Regions from separate parts of the Homo sapiens genome. Here region 2 is linked to region 1. The links are chromatin contacts, found by Hi-C or POLR2A ChIA-PET in ENCODE. All regions are on one chromosome and are shown on one strand. The core of a region is the stretch at or near the end of the contact, and the rest is flanking DNA. Distances in the headings are between cores, read along the strand shown. Region 1 overlaps GNPDA1 (glucosamine-6-phosphate deaminase 1). Region 2 has its middle 120 kb from the start of FGF1.

The links. A loop is a pair of places that touch in the nucleus more often than their neighbours do. ChIA-PET counts read pairs that join two places held with the same protein, here RNA polymerase II (POLR2A). Pooled maps may share reads with other maps.
Region 2: a map of Right ventricle myocardium superior shows a loop between it and region 1 (2.9-fold over the local background). The contact joins two enhancer-like sites. A Hi-C loop is called at or near these places in 9 of 168 maps with a recorded cell type or tissue (A673, IMR-90, Right ventricle myocardium superior and 6 more), 2 of 37 single-sample maps with no recorded cell type and 12 of 50 pooled maps. POLR2A ChIA-PET finds 5 or more read pairs at or near these places in 1 of 52 experiments (endothelial cell of umbilical vein).

The regions. Positions count from the first base shown.
Region 1 is chr5:142,003,199-142,010,606 of GRCh38, reverse strand. GNPDA1 (glucosamine-6-phosphate deaminase 1) reads left to right here. Exons shown (of 7, transcript NM_005471.5): 3 at 2,707-2,808; 4 at 4,281-4,463; 5 at 5,491-5,675; 6 at 7,345-7,408. Among named protein-coding and RNA genes, the nearest start is that of GNPDA1, 6.1 kb to the left of the region's middle. Within about 2 kb of position 3,511, at least 3 of the 41 ENCODE cell types and tissues checked have a DNase peak (open chromatin) inside an H3K27ac peak, as active enhancers do.
Region 2 is chr5:142,565,180-142,572,587 of GRCh38, reverse strand. It overlaps the pseudogene RPS12P10. Among named protein-coding and RNA genes, the nearest start is that of FGF1, 120 kb to the left of the region's middle. Within about 2 kb of position 3,712, at least 10 of the 41 ENCODE cell types and tissues checked have a DNase peak (open chromatin) inside an H3K27ac peak, as active enhancers do.

The DNA.
Region 1 (7,408 bases), core at 2,262-4,761:
TGGGCCAGGAGGTCGAGGCAGTGAACCATGATTGTGCAATTGCACTCCAGCCTAGGTGACAGAGCAAGATTCTGTCTCAAAAAAAAAAAAAAAAAGAAAGAAAAGAAAACCATTCTTAACTCATAAGCTGTATAAAAACAGGCCACAGGGCCGGGTGTGGTGGCTCACGCCTGTAATCCCAGCACTTTGGGAGGCTGAGGTGGGTCGATCATTTGAAGTCAGGAATTTGAGACCAGCCTGGCCAACATGGTGAAACCCTGCCTCTACTAAAAATATAAAAATTAGCTGGGCATGGTGGCGGGCACCTATAATCCCAGCTACTCAGGAGGCTGAGGCAGGAGAATCAATTGAACCCAGCAGATAGAGGTTACAGTGAGCTGAGATTGTGCCACTGCACTCCAGCTTGGGTGACAGCGATACTCTGTCTAAAAAAATAAAAAATAAAGGCCGCAGGCCAAATTTGGCCTGTGGACCAAAGTTTGCTGAGTTCTGCACTAGAGGTTTGTGGGAGTAGTATCCACCTGTGCCTGTGAAACTACCAATGTCTCAGGCCCTCGGAGGCTGTGCTAACATCCTGTCTCCTAACTGTGGAGAGACCCAACCTCTGTATGGGTCAGAGTCTGGCCTTCTGAAACCATTCCCTCGTTCCCATCATTGCAGAGTCAGATCCAAGCTCTTCAGAGTGGCATTCAAGGCCCTCCAAAACCTGGCCTCTCCCTGCCTGTCCTGCTTGAACCAACAGGACAGCGTTTCCACACGGGTTCCTTGGAACATTGCTTCTGTTAGATGTAGCACCTGTCAGGGTTCTGAGTGGAAACCACAGAAACCAACTCCAGCTAAATTAAGCAGAAAAGGAGTTTATTGGCTAGATACTGGGAAGTTCAGAGAATTCATGGGAAGGCTAGAAGTTTGGAAAATGGCAGGAGAGAGGAAGCTATGTGGCTCAGGCATAGCTAAGGCCTTGTCACACGGACCAACTAATTATTTTGGGTGGGCTGCGGGGAGCTGCCATTCACTCAGCAGGTATTTATTGAGTACCCTCTGTATGCAAAGCTGTTCTAGCCTCTAAGGATACAGCAATGAACAAAAAGGATATGAACTTCTGCCTTCTGAGGCTTAAATTATAATGGGAGAGACATAATAATTAGCAAAATATAGAGTATGTTAGATGGTGATAAGAGGAAAGGAGAAACATGAAGCAGGAAAGGATAGGGAGTGTGTCGGCAGGGGTGGGGCTGTGCAGTGTTGGATATGGTGGCAGGGAGGGTCTCATAGCCAGGGGCCAGGTTCTGTGGAGCCTTAGAATAACTGGTGTTGCTGAGGGTGAAATGAGAAGCTATTGGTGGGTTTTGAAAAGAGGGGTGACATGACGTAATCTCGATGGGTTTTTTTTCTTTCATTTTTTTAGTTTGCAAAATTTCAAATATTCAAAAAAGAGGAAAAAAACAGGTCAATACCATTCACCTAAATTCACCAATTGTTACCATTTTGCCACATTTGCTTTTACCTTTCTCTGGCTCTTGTTCTTTATCTACACACACACACACTTTTTTTTTCTGAACCACATGAAAATAAGTTCCAGACATCCTGACACTTATCTCTAAATCCTTCAGCACATATCTCCTGAGAATAAGGACATTCTCCTACACAACCATGATACCATCATACCTAAGAAAATGAAAAATCATGCCATCATCTAATATGCAAACTGTGTTCACAATTTTTTCTCAATTGTCCACATTTATCTTTTATAGGTTGGTTTTTAAAAAATTAATTCAGTGTCCAGTCAGGGTTCATGCATCTTTAGTCTTTTAATATACAGTGTCCTCCTACCTTTTATTGTGTGTGTGTTTTTATGACATTGACTTTTTTTTTTTTTCAAGATAGAGTCTGGCTCTATTGGCCAGGCTGGAGTGCAGTGGTGCAATCTCGGCCCACTGCAACCTCTGCCTCCCAGGTTCAAGTGATTCTTGTGCCTCAGCCTCCCGAGTAGCTGGGATTACAGGCACATGCCACCATGCCCAGCTACTTTGTGTATTTTTAGTAGAGACAGGGTTTCACCATGTTTTCCAGGCTGGTCTTGAACTCCTGACCTCAAGTGATCTGCCCGCCTTGGCCTCCCAAAGTGTTGGGGTTACAGGCGTGAGCCACCATGCCTAGCCATGACATTGACTTTTTAATGAGACTCAACTAGGGCTTCGCTGCTCCTCAGGGAAGTCTTCCTTGAACCCTGAAGCACTGGGTGAGCCTGTGCTTTACCCTATCACAACTGACGTTCCTGCTTTGTGTTCTACTCCTAGTGAGTTATCTTAGAGTAGCTACTGTCCCTTGCTCCCCTGTGTCCTTATCACATGGCCCTGTGCCTTGCACATATTACTTGTTCAGGGAGTATCATGTCAATAATGAAGTCTGATGTTCACTCAGGTACTAATCAGAGTGATTTCAGTCATCAGTGTGCTGGATACTGGGAGATTCAGCAGTGATCAAGGCAGACACAGTCCTGCCCTCCTGGAGCTTACAGTCTAGTGGCAAAATAGGCATTAAACAAGCAATTAATGGATGGATGGCAGTTAGGATTGGAGTACTGGGTAGGACTTCAGATCTGACAGGTTCTCCCTGTGAGCAGCCCTGACTTATTCCTGTGAACCCTCTGGGCTTCCAGACTTGGGGTGCAAGGGGTGTTCATGGGTGTGGCCACTCTTGCAGGGAGTACCCCACTTGGCTGCTACAAGAAGCTGATTGAATACTATAAGAATGGGGACCTGTCCTTTAAATATGTGAAGACCTTCAACATGGATGAGTACGTGGGTGAGTCTTTCTCTTTCAAGGTTCTTTCCTGATTCTAGGAGAGTGATGCTCCTCCTCTCATTGGCCCAGTCCTGGAGAGGAATCGGGGAGCCAGTGACATTTGATGATAGGCTCAATTATCAATACTTACCTCTTGGTTTACTCAGCTATAAAATGGGGCTAATAAAGCTGACCTCACAGGTTGTAAGCATTAAATTCATTTAATCCTTTTATGATAAAAGATGTGGAAGTTTCTTATACATAACAAATACTTAATAAATATTAGAGTATCTCCTTCTCCTCTGCCTGCTCCTCAACTCCATTCCATTTCTTTCTGGAACAAATGATTGCAAGTGGGATCCTGGCTCGGGTGTTTCCCCTAGGATCTGTGTCTGTGCTTTCTCTTCTGTGTGTGGCCTCCAGCTCCCCTTTCTGCCAGGTACACTTGAAGGGGACCTGAGATTGGTATCCTTCCTGCTGCTGAAAGACTATACCTTGGTCTTCTATCACCTCTCCCTCACCCAGTCCTTTTGTAATAGCTTCATTTTAAACATCCTTTTTTTAAAAAAAAAATTGTGGTAAAATACATGTAACATGACATTTACCATCTTAACCACCTTTCTGTGTATAGTTCAGTAGTGTTAAGTGCATTCACATTGTTGTGCAACCAATTTCCAGAACTCTTTTCATCTTGTAAGACTCAGGCTCTATACCCGTGAAACAACAACTTCTCATTTCCCACTTCACCAGCCACGGAAACCACCATTTTACTGTCTGTTTCTATGAATTTGACTACTCTAGAATCAAACTAGAGTATATAACTGGAATCATAAAGTATTTGTCTTTTTGACTGGCTTCTTACACCTAGCATAAAGTCCACAAGGTTCATCCATTGTTGTAGTGTGTGTCAAAATTTCCTTCCTTTTTAAGGCTGATTTTACATATTCTTAATGCTTAACATTAAACATTATTTTTTTTTCCTGGCCAAAAAAAAAAAAGTTGATCTGGGGAAGCCCTAAGATAGTTCTCTCTAACCACCTGGTGTTCAAGCTGGGATTTATTCAGGCTGAGTGGGGTAGAACTGGGAGTGGATGGTGGGTTGAGAGGCACAGGGTGAGGGGTGTGCTTGCTTGCTTTCTAAGATGAGTTCAGCCCTACCCCAGGTGGCCAGAGTGTCCCCAGCCTCTAACCTATGGTCATTGCCTTATGAAAAGCAGATCAGATCAGAATGTGGGGATTTCCCAGGCCCTTGGTGTGCAGTTACTCTGGCCAAGCCCTGTGGCCACAGATGGTGGTACTGGGTGGGTGGACACTTATGGATACTGGCTCAGCCTGTGCCGAGTGGCTAGGGGTCAGAGGGCTGGTGCCTAAGGCTCCCAGATGGGCAGACCCCTGGGAGTGTCTCTGTAGGTCAGCATGGTGTCCTGGCATCCTTCTTAGGAGAGGGGCTTTGGCTTGGCCTAGGCATAACCGAGTGTCTCACGGCCCCACAGGCCTTCCTCGAGACCACCCGGAGAGTTACCACTCCTTCATGTGGAACAACTTCTTCAAGCACATTGACATCCACCCAGAAAACACCCACATTCTGGATGGGAATGCAGTCGACCTACAGGCAGAATGTGATGCCTTTGAAGAGAAGATCAAGGCTGCAGGTGGGATCGAGCTATTTGTTGGAGGTGAGCTTGACACTCTGCAGCACACATGTCCAGGGCCAGACCCGTGGGAAGGAGGACAAGACACAATGCCTGTCTGCAGACAGCTTCTTCTGGGTGTGCTAGTGACCGTAGAGACAGAGGCGGGAGAAATGGGCCCTGCCTGGCTCTGTTACTCAGGAACTATGTTATCTTGGAGATCTCTTTCTGCAGTTTGATGCCTTGTCTGTAAACTGAGAGGTTTGGGTTTGGACTCTGAGATTCTGTCTACTCCCCAGTCTTAAGGTTTTATGGATCAGTCCTGGAACTTATCTAAACATTTAACATCATGGACTCATGTAGTTCCGGAAGGCTCCACACAGCCCCTGTAGATAGCCAGTTGAACCCCAGAGAAGTTAGGTGACTCACTCAAGGTTCACAGGTGGGAGCAAGTGTGTGCTTCTTGGATTTGTGCTCGGGTCCTCTGGGCTGCCCTTCTGTGTATCCATCTATCGCCACCTCTGGAGTTACCCATGAGGGGTAACATTGAACTGCCTTTTATTGCTCTAGAGATCACTCTTCTATACTTCAAGGTGGGGAGGAGGGGGGCAGGACCTCTCATCCTCTGAGATTTTAGAACCTTGGCAGCCCCTGTCCAGGTTCTCTGGGTGTTTTGTTCACTGCACCTCTATCCCAGCAGCAGGACCCTCTAACTACAGGCAGAAGAGACAGAGAAGGTCCACTTTTCTGACAATCTGGGGAGGCAGAAGCTGTTTGGAGTGTTTCCTCCTCAGCTTTTTGAGGGTGATAGCAAGTTAACAATGTCTGTGTGTGCCTCAGATAGACATGATGGGGAGGGTCTCCTCTGAGACAGTATGGCAAAGAGAAAGAAATGGTAGGGAGGGGGACAGATCACATGTTTAAGGTGTACCTGCCCAGGGCTGCAAATGAGAAAGGTGACACAGCTTTCAATGATTTTTCTTCAGACCCTAGTTAGGGAAGGAGAGATTGTCCATTCTTGAAATCTTGGATCCCTGGGACTGACAGGGCTGCACGGGCTCTCTCCCTATAGGCATCGGCCCTGATGGACACATTGCCTTCAACGAGCCAGGCTCCAGTCTGGTGTCCAGGACCCGTGTGAAGACGCTGGCCATGGATACCATCCTGGCCAATGCTAGGTTCTTCGATGGAGAACTCACCAAGGTGCCCACCATGGCCTTGACGGTGGGGGTGGGCACTGTCATGGATGCTAGAGAGGTAAGGGCATAAGGGCCCCACCAGCTTGCGCTGGTGGACTTGTCTTTCTCTTGTTAATCTTAACTATACTGGTACCACCTACATTCTTATTAAAGATGAAGGCATGGTAAATAAGGCTAAAATCCCTGCTGACCCTGTTACTCACTGTTCCTCTTGCGTCTTTGGAAGACATCATTATTCCCAGTGTGAGGTGAATCCCTTGAGCACGTTTTTGGTGCCTTTGGCTGACTGCCTGAGACAGCAGGCTCTCTGGCCTCAGGCCCCTTTCATGCTTTTCACAGGCAGAGAGGAGGCCAGCATCGCTAATGTTGGAATATTTGTACCTGACCAGGTATGGAGAGAGGGGTTCCCTTGTTCCTTGTAGTTGGTAGAGGTCACTGTTGGGACACCAAGGATGCTTGTGCTTCTAGCCCCGTGCTCAGAGATTAATAAATGTGGTGAAGTATGATTAAAATATAAGTGTTTTAAACTGAATTTAGCTTTTCCCCTAAAAAATTGGCTATCATTTGAATGTGAATTTTTTGTGGTTCCAATTTCCTTATTTTCATTAGAACTTTAGAAGCATTTTCTCTTCCTTTCTGACGTGTATAGACATGTTAGATTTACATTTCTTTGCCCAAGCCAATAAACAAGCATCTAAATCAGTGAAAACTTCCCTGTTTAAAGTGAACTTTTGTGAAATGAGTGATGGCACCCAGATTTCTGTTGGGTAATCTTCAATCAGTACGTGGGGTGGGGGTGTTTACTCGCTGTTTTTAGCTCTGCAGCTTGGAAACAGGTTTAGGGCCGTCTTTATCATGAGGGCATCTTGATCTGGGAAAGGACCTGGGGCTGGAAATCAGGAAATTATCTTTTCTAAAGAGTTCTGGGTTGCTGAGGGGTCCGGAAGAAATAGTCACATTCCCTCTCTGCTTCTGCATTCTAATCTTTTAAGAAAGGAACAGTAAATCCTGTTCACAACTCTGTGGCACATGTGAATTAAAATGAAAGGAAATCTACAGAACTGAGTTTTTTTCTCTTTTCCTGCCCTTGAATAGAGCTGAGTTCTTTAAGATCACTTACATTCTCGATATTTTAACTGTTAAGTGGAGACTGTGCCTTTGTTTTATTATATATTAACAAAAACCATCACCCCAAGTCACATTAGTTCATAGGTTTAATGCTGTGAACTGAAAGTGACCAGATAATGGGGCAACCTTTCTGGGATTCAGCCTTAGAGGCCCCACAGATAACTCCCACCATTGCTTGCAAAGTGCCCTTGCTGGTGGTGCAGGTTGGGAGCCCTCTTTCACAAACTGTGCTTGTGTAGAGTCACCCAGCTGATGGGATAGCAGGCCTGGGCATGGCATGTCTGTTTACAGGGCACCTTCATAGTCATCATCAAAGATACCTGGAGGCACTGTCACGTGGTAGTCAAGAACATGAACTTTGGGGTCATAAATGACCCTGGGCAAGTTATTTAACCCCCTGGGGCTCTGTTTTCTTATAAGATGGAGATAATGATGCTGCCTGCCTCGGGTTATTTGTGTGATAAAGCACAGGGAGCACTGAGCAAAAGTATGTTGCATGGTAACCACTTACAATGTGATATGAAAAACAATCATCCTTACAACTGTTTAGGGTGTCTGGAATGCTCCCCTCCATCACAGACTTGTTTTCTGATCCCCAGGTGATGATCCTTATCACAGGTGCTCACAAGGCATTTGCTCTGTACAAGGCCATCGAGGAGGGAG
Region 2 (7,408 bases), core at 2,463-4,962, 560 kb before region 1:
TGGGGTAGTATTAGCCTTCCCTTGGTCCCTGTGTGAGCATCAACTTCCATGCAAACTTGGGAACTGAAAGAGTGTGGTCAACAGTCCCCGAGTGATCATCCAGGTGATCCAGAATAGATTTACAGTCCTTTCATCCATTCAAAAGAAAACAGAAACATACATAGACACACACACACATACACACTCATCCCTCCCACCCCCCCACACCACACACACACCCCTCCTAGAACTCTCTGACACTTAACAATGTATATACGGAGTCTGGTTCTCTCTCTCTCTTTCTCTGTTAGATTTAACAACTTCCTGGAAAGAAGGGTTTTAAGCCAAAAGAATCTCTTGGGGTGAGAATATTAGGCTTGGCGGAAGGCTACAGCAGAGGACTGGTAAAGGGGAGGGTTTGTTACACTCTAGGGTCAAAAGAATGCTTATGCACGCAAAAAAAACAACAAAACTCTGCTACATATCCAGTCAACAAAGAGGGCAATCCTAGCTGTACAGAGCGATAACCTTATACTTTTTAGTCTCTATGGGGTGGCAATTCATGATAAGAAAGGCTAGACTGAACTCCTATCTTTACAATGTTTATCAGGGGAAATTTAATAGGCCAACTAGCAACATTGGAAGAGAAACTGCACTACTTAAAAATACCATTGCTTTTTAATGACTTTAGCCCCTACCGTATACAAATGAAGCTACTTAAATATAAATTATAGCTATCTCTTAATTAAAGAAAGCCTATTAAGTTCTTTGTCACAAAGGTGCATCCTTGAAGGTAATCATAATCTATTTCTCAAACATTTTACAGTTCAGACTGGCCCTACTACCAATCAATCTAAATGAGTGCGGAATTAGCTGAGCTCTAAGTCTGGGTAGGTTCAGACACATCTTACAAATAAAAGCAGATCCTGCAGAGTGTGAAAGCTTCTTCCCACATGGTACTTTTGGCCCCTATCTCCTTAAGTCTTCTAATGGCCTCGCAAACCCTGTGGAGAAATGAAGCAAGGGCCAGACAAAGTCAATCACATGAGATGCTATCAAAGACTACTTCCAGACCCAAGCAAACGATTACACCACAACCTGAGCCAGGGCACGCAAACAGAGGCTGGCTCCCCCAATGGGCCCTGGGCCACTTCCACGAGTCCCCTTTTCCCATAACCAAATTCTGACTACCATCTTCATCCTCTCAGGACACAAGAGACATTAATGGCAAAAAAGCTGGTAGAATTCCTAAAATCCTTTAAGCTTACGAAATACAAAGAACAATTACTAGATTCATACAAAGTATCAGATTCTTAGAACTAAAATCTTCCTTCTCCTGCCAATTTAAATTAAAAAGTAGGAGTGGCAAAAGAATCAAAAGCAGGTAAGCCCAGGAAGCTGAGGGTGCAGTGAGCCAAGATCATATTACTGCACTACAGCGTGGGTGACAGAGCCAGACCCTGTCTCAAAAAAAAAAAAAAAAAAAAAGAGTCCAGGCACAGTGGCTTACACCTGTAATCCCAGCATTTTGGGAAGCCGGGGCGGGTGGATCACTTGAGCCCAGGAATTCAAGACCAGCCTAGGCAACATGGTGAAAACCCATTTCTAAAAAAAAAATATCAAAAAAAAAAATTTGCCAAGTGTGGTGGTGTGTGCCTGTACTCTGGAGGCTAAGGTGAAAGAATCACTTCAGCTGGGGAGGTTGAGGCTGCAGTGAACTGAGATCATGCCACTGCACTCTAGCTGGGGCGACAGAGTGACATCCTATCTCAAAAAAAAAAAAAAATTTAAAAGCACAGACACAAACAACTACTTGTATGCCAATGTGAATAGCAACATTATTCACAATAACCAAACAGTATAAATAACCCAAGTGTCCCCAACATGAGTGGATAAAGAAAATGTGTTAGGCCGGGCGCGGTGGCTCACGCCTATAATCCCAGCACTTTGGGAGGCCGAGGCGGGCGGATCACAAGGTCAGGAGATGGAGACCATCATGGCCAACACGGTGAAACCCCGTCTCTACTAAAAATACAAAAAAAATTAGCCCGGCGAGGTGGCAGGCGCCTGTAGTCCCAGCTACTCGGGAGGCTGAGGCAGGAGAATGGTGTGAACCCGGGATGCAGAGGTTGCAGTGAGCCAAGATCGCGCCACTGCACTCCAGCCTGGGTGACAGAGCGAGACTCCGTCTCAAAAAAAAAAAAAAAGAAAGAAAATGTGTTATATACATGTAATGGACTAGTACTCAGCCATAAAAAGGAATGAAGCATTGTTACGTGCTACAATATGGATGAACCTTAAAAACGCTATGCTAAGTGAAAAAACCCAGACCCGAAGGGCCAAGTATTGTATGATTCCATTTATATGAGAATATCTAGAATAGGCAAATTCATAGAGATAAAAAGTAGATCAGAATTGCCAGAAGCTGGGGCAAATGGAGAGTTATTGCTTAATGGTTACACAGTTTCTATGTGGGGTGATGGAAACGTTTTGGAAACAGATAGTAGTGATGATTGCACAACAGTGTGAACGTAATTAATACCAGGTACTGATTTGTACGTTTCAAGATAGCTAAAGGGGAAAATTATATGTTATATGTTTCAGCACAATCTAAAAAAAAATAAAGGACTTGAATCACTGGAAACAACTCAAATGTCCTTCAACAAGTGAACGAATAAACAAATGGTGGTACATCCATATGTTGAAATAAAATGGAACCAACTATTGATATACACAACAACTTGGATTGATCCCAAAGGCATTTTGGTGAGTCACAGACGCCCATCTCAAAAAGGTGACATGCTGTAGGATTCCATGTATATGACATTCTCAAGAAGACAAAACTATAGGGATAGAGAACTGATGAGTGGTTGGCAGGGGTTAGGGGTCAGGGAAGCGTATGCTTATAAAGAGACAGCACAAGGGAGCTTAGTGGGGGTGGGTGATGGAACTGTCCTGAACCCTGATTATGGTGGTGGTGACAAGAATCTATACAAATGTTAAAATTCATAGAATGAGTCACCAAATTTTTTAAAAATCAAGTTTTTTTTTCTTTTTTGAGATGGAGTCTCGCACTGTCACCCAGGCTGAAGTGCAGTGGCGCGACCTCAGCTCACTGCAACCTCCACCTCCTGGGTTCGAGCAATTCTCCTGCCTCAAAGTAGCTGAGATTATAGGTGCATGCCACCACGCCAGGCTAATTTTTGTATTTTTAGTAGAGACGGGGTTTCACCATGTTGGCCAGGCTGGTCACGAACTCCTGACCTCAGGTGATCTGCCCCCCTCAGCCTCCCAAAGTGCTGGGATTAGAGGCGTGAGCCACTGTGCCCAGCCAAGTTATTTTTTAAAAGTGGGGTAGAAGGAGAAATGGCACCAATTGCTATCACTGCTCTTACAACTCTGATTTCCTGTTTCTTTTTTCTACTTTTATTTTAGAATCAAGGGGTACATGTACAGACATGTTACAAAGGTGTATCGCATGATGCTGACATTTGGAGTACAAATGAATCCGTCACCCAGATATTGAGTATAGTATCTGTGGGTTTCTTAATCTCTTAAAATTGTCCAAAGATCAGTCTGGGGGGAAATACAACTTGTAAAATTACAGTAAAGGGTTTATATTTCTATTCCTAGAAGAGATTCTTTCCCTGCACCTCATCCACCCACATATAGTCACACTGTTTGTCTTTTCAGCCTTGACGTCTTTCCTGGACAAAACTTCTTTCACTTGAGAAAAAGAAACGTGGCTGTGTCCCAGTGATAATGTCCACAGAGTCCTGGAAAATACTGGAACACACGTCAATCACGGCACAATGAGGGCAGTGCTCGGAACCCTTCCTCTGAGGTGCAACACTGGCATGTTCTCAAAGTGCAAGCCTCCTGGGTTGTTTAATAAGGATAGCCCCTGAAAACCTTCTGGTTTCATGACTGTGAGTACCTGGAAGTACCCAGGTCCACAACAGCCCATATAGGCTCCATCTAACAAACACACACAAAAAACTGTGGGAGACCCTGGATCCAGCCCAGCGGTCTGCAGAAGAAAAATGCCGAGAGAAAGCTCCCAGCTATCTCATATTTCCGTGATAATTCACGCTGCACTGGCAGCTCTGGCCTTTGGAAGCCTCTGGAAGGCCCTGGGACATTATTTATGGCAGCTACAGACAGCTACAGGCCCTGGATGTGAGCTGGACAAACTTGGGAGAAAGCAGAGGACTGACTGCCCTGTTTTATCTCACCATGCGCTTCCTCATCTCTCCTGTCTGGGTGGGGGTGTCACCCAGTGAAAGAGTATTTTACAAGCAAGCCATTCATCAGGACTCCTAATTAAAAAGCTGGAAAGCCTAACACTAGAATTGGTTTTGCCATCTTCCAACACCTCATTAACCTCATCACTGGTCGTCTGTTGAGGGCAGGATGCTCAGGAATTACTACATAGGATCTATCCTTAATGCTCAAGCAGAAAGAGAAACAGCAACACTACTTAAAAAAAATACTTCCCCCAATCCCCCAGATCATGAACAAAACAGGAAGGATGTGAAAAGGGGAGGAAGATCTACTTAAACTCTACTAAATTTAGGAATATGCACCTTTACCCAGAGGAAAATAGAGGAGGAATATTAAGTAACTCATTTTTCATAGGCCTTTCTAGTAAAGGGGAAGATGTTCTCTCAACTTCTCTCTGAAACAGACAGCTAAGAATAAATAGCTAGGGGTTTGACCCATACTGTGAACCAAAAGTACTTTTTGTGAATTTTGAACTTAGCCCAAGTATTCCTTTTTTTACTCGACTGCAAAACTAAACTTATGTTTTAAATACATAAGTAAACCTCAGGGATGTAGTTCAAACTGCAACCATGTCCATTTATTTTCTGTGACTGGTGAACTGAAACACAACAATATTCACACAACGAAACCGATATTTCTATGTTTTTGACTCCAGTATCATGGAAATGAGAGGAAGAAACTAGGTTGTATTCAAGCAACCATGACTCTTACTCTATCTCATTCCTGGTGAAAAATTGGTGATACTTGAAGGAGATAGCCCCAAGTGGTGGGACAAGACCCAAAACTGGACCTGAATCTGTGATGCTCTCACTGACCCACCAGTACCAGCCTGTCTTCCTTTGTTGGTTCCCTACAAGAAGGAAGTTACAGAGCCCGTTTTTTCAATCAAAATAAGAAATCAAGAAACCAAACAATGGATTCTCTCTTTTTTTTTTTTTTTTTTTTTTTTGAGATGCAGTCTCACTCTGTCGCCCAGGCTAGAGTGCAGTGGCGTGATCTCGGCTCACTGCCAGCTCCGCCTCCCGGGTTCACGCCATTCTCCTGCCTCAGCCTACCGAGTAGCTGGGACTACAGGCGCCCCCACCACGCCCGACTAATTTTTTGTATTTTTTAGTAGAGACGGGGTTTCACCGTGTTAGCCAGGATGGTCTCGATCTCCTGACTTCGTGATCCACCCGCCTCGGCCTCCCAAAGTGCTGGGATTACAGGCATGAGCCACCACCCCCAGCTTGTTTGTTCATTTCTGCATTTGAAGTACTCTTCAATAACATCCTCCACCTGAGATTCTTTGCCACAGTTCTTAACTATGACACAACACAACTGACCGCTGTACAGGGTCTTCCCTCTCTGTCAATTTCACAGGGACCACCTACCTGTCCCCTTGGCTTCTTCTGTCATCACCCTCCCTTAAGTCTATTGACCTGGAGTTCAGCACAAAGGGCCTCCCCTGATTTGACAGAGGTGGGCTCATCATGCAGGCTCACAGAGATGGGCTTGGCTCTCATCTAAGGCTCTGACAGCTTTGTAAATCCTTATGCTGGGCCATCATGCATGAGGGCGGTCAGCACTTCTTGTAAAGCAGTGTTAACGTCCAGGACACTTCCTGCAGCAGTGGCTTCCTGGGCCTTGGCGGTGGGTCACGACTGAAGCCAAATCAAGGCCACACCTGAGCCTTCACATGATTCAGCAGCAGCAGCAGCAGGGAACAAGCAATCACCAACCTCTATCTTTTTATAAACGGGGAGACTAAGGTCCCGAGAGAGTAAGTGATGGGCCCAAGGACACAAAACTATTTTGTGGCAGAGGCTGAACCTGAACTTGGTGACTTCACAGCCTGTCTTAGGTCCTTTTCATTCTCTCAAGGTCACTCAAGCAGCCACTCAAACAAGGTCTTGACTGCGTCCCTCCACCCTGAGGGGTACCCCCACTTGTCTCCCTACTACACAGTCTCCCATCACCGCCTTGTTTCCTTGGCTCCTTATTTATCCAAATATCTTGCTGTATTCAAGGTCAAACCCCAGCTCCTCTAACAAACCAGACCCTTTTTGTTTTTTTGAGATGGAGTTTCACTCTTGTCTCCCAGGCTGGAGTGCAATGGCGTAATCTCGGCTCACTGCAACCTCCACCTCCCGGGTTCAAGCGATTCTCCTGCCTCAGCCTCCCGAGTAGCTGGGATTACAGGTGCCCATCACCATGCCCAGCTAATTTTTGTATTTTTAGTAGAGACGGAGTTTCACAGTGTTGGCCAGGTTAGTCTCGAACTCCTGACCGCAAGTGATCCACCCGCCTCAGCCTCCCAAAGTGCTGGAATTATAAGCACGAGCCACTGCTCCTGGCGCAGACCCTTTTTCTTTGTAAACCTTCCACTCAGTTCCAGTTTCCCATCTAAGCAACATACCTGGTTTACAGTGAGGTTATCTAGTAATGGGGACTGACATCCTCAGGTCTGTGTAAATGACCGTGGCTCAAGTAACTTGTTCCAGCCCCTTGGAAATCTATGGTGACTCTCCCAAACAACATAGGGAAGTGGGCTCTCCAAATGTTGGAACAGTCCACCTTCAATGTACTAATGCCTTAATCATATAATAACAATAGTTGTATATGTGTGTACACAGACACAAGCTCACACAATACAAATTAGAGCCTATGTGTTGATGATGGTTGTTCTTGCTGTAATGTTTAGCCCAAAACACCAGCAATAAAGGCCCTTGAAGATCATGGGAGTTTACCGTGCATGATGCAGTAGACTCCATCCCAGGCTGGAAGTCATTATAATGTGTTCTTTGTCCTGATTTTCCGAGCCAGAACTCCTAGAGCCCGATCTGCATGCCAACTCAGGATACCTGGGGAATCAGCCTAGATCAGCAGGAATTTTATTTGCCTGAGGCCCCCAAAACCTCATAAAATAGTGGTTTTCAAGCATCTTTGGCTATCTGTAATGGGTGGAGATAAGGGACAGTCTCCACATTTGTAAAAGATAAATGGTTGAGGAGGACATTATATGTTGTGTAAGATTCCTTTTCTAGAAGTTTACATATGGATCTAAAATTTCCTGGGTTTGCCTTACAGAGGGTGTTTAAGGCAAAACCTAACTTTTTTTCTTGAACTACTGCTTCTGGGCACTTACCGGGGAACATGAAATTGT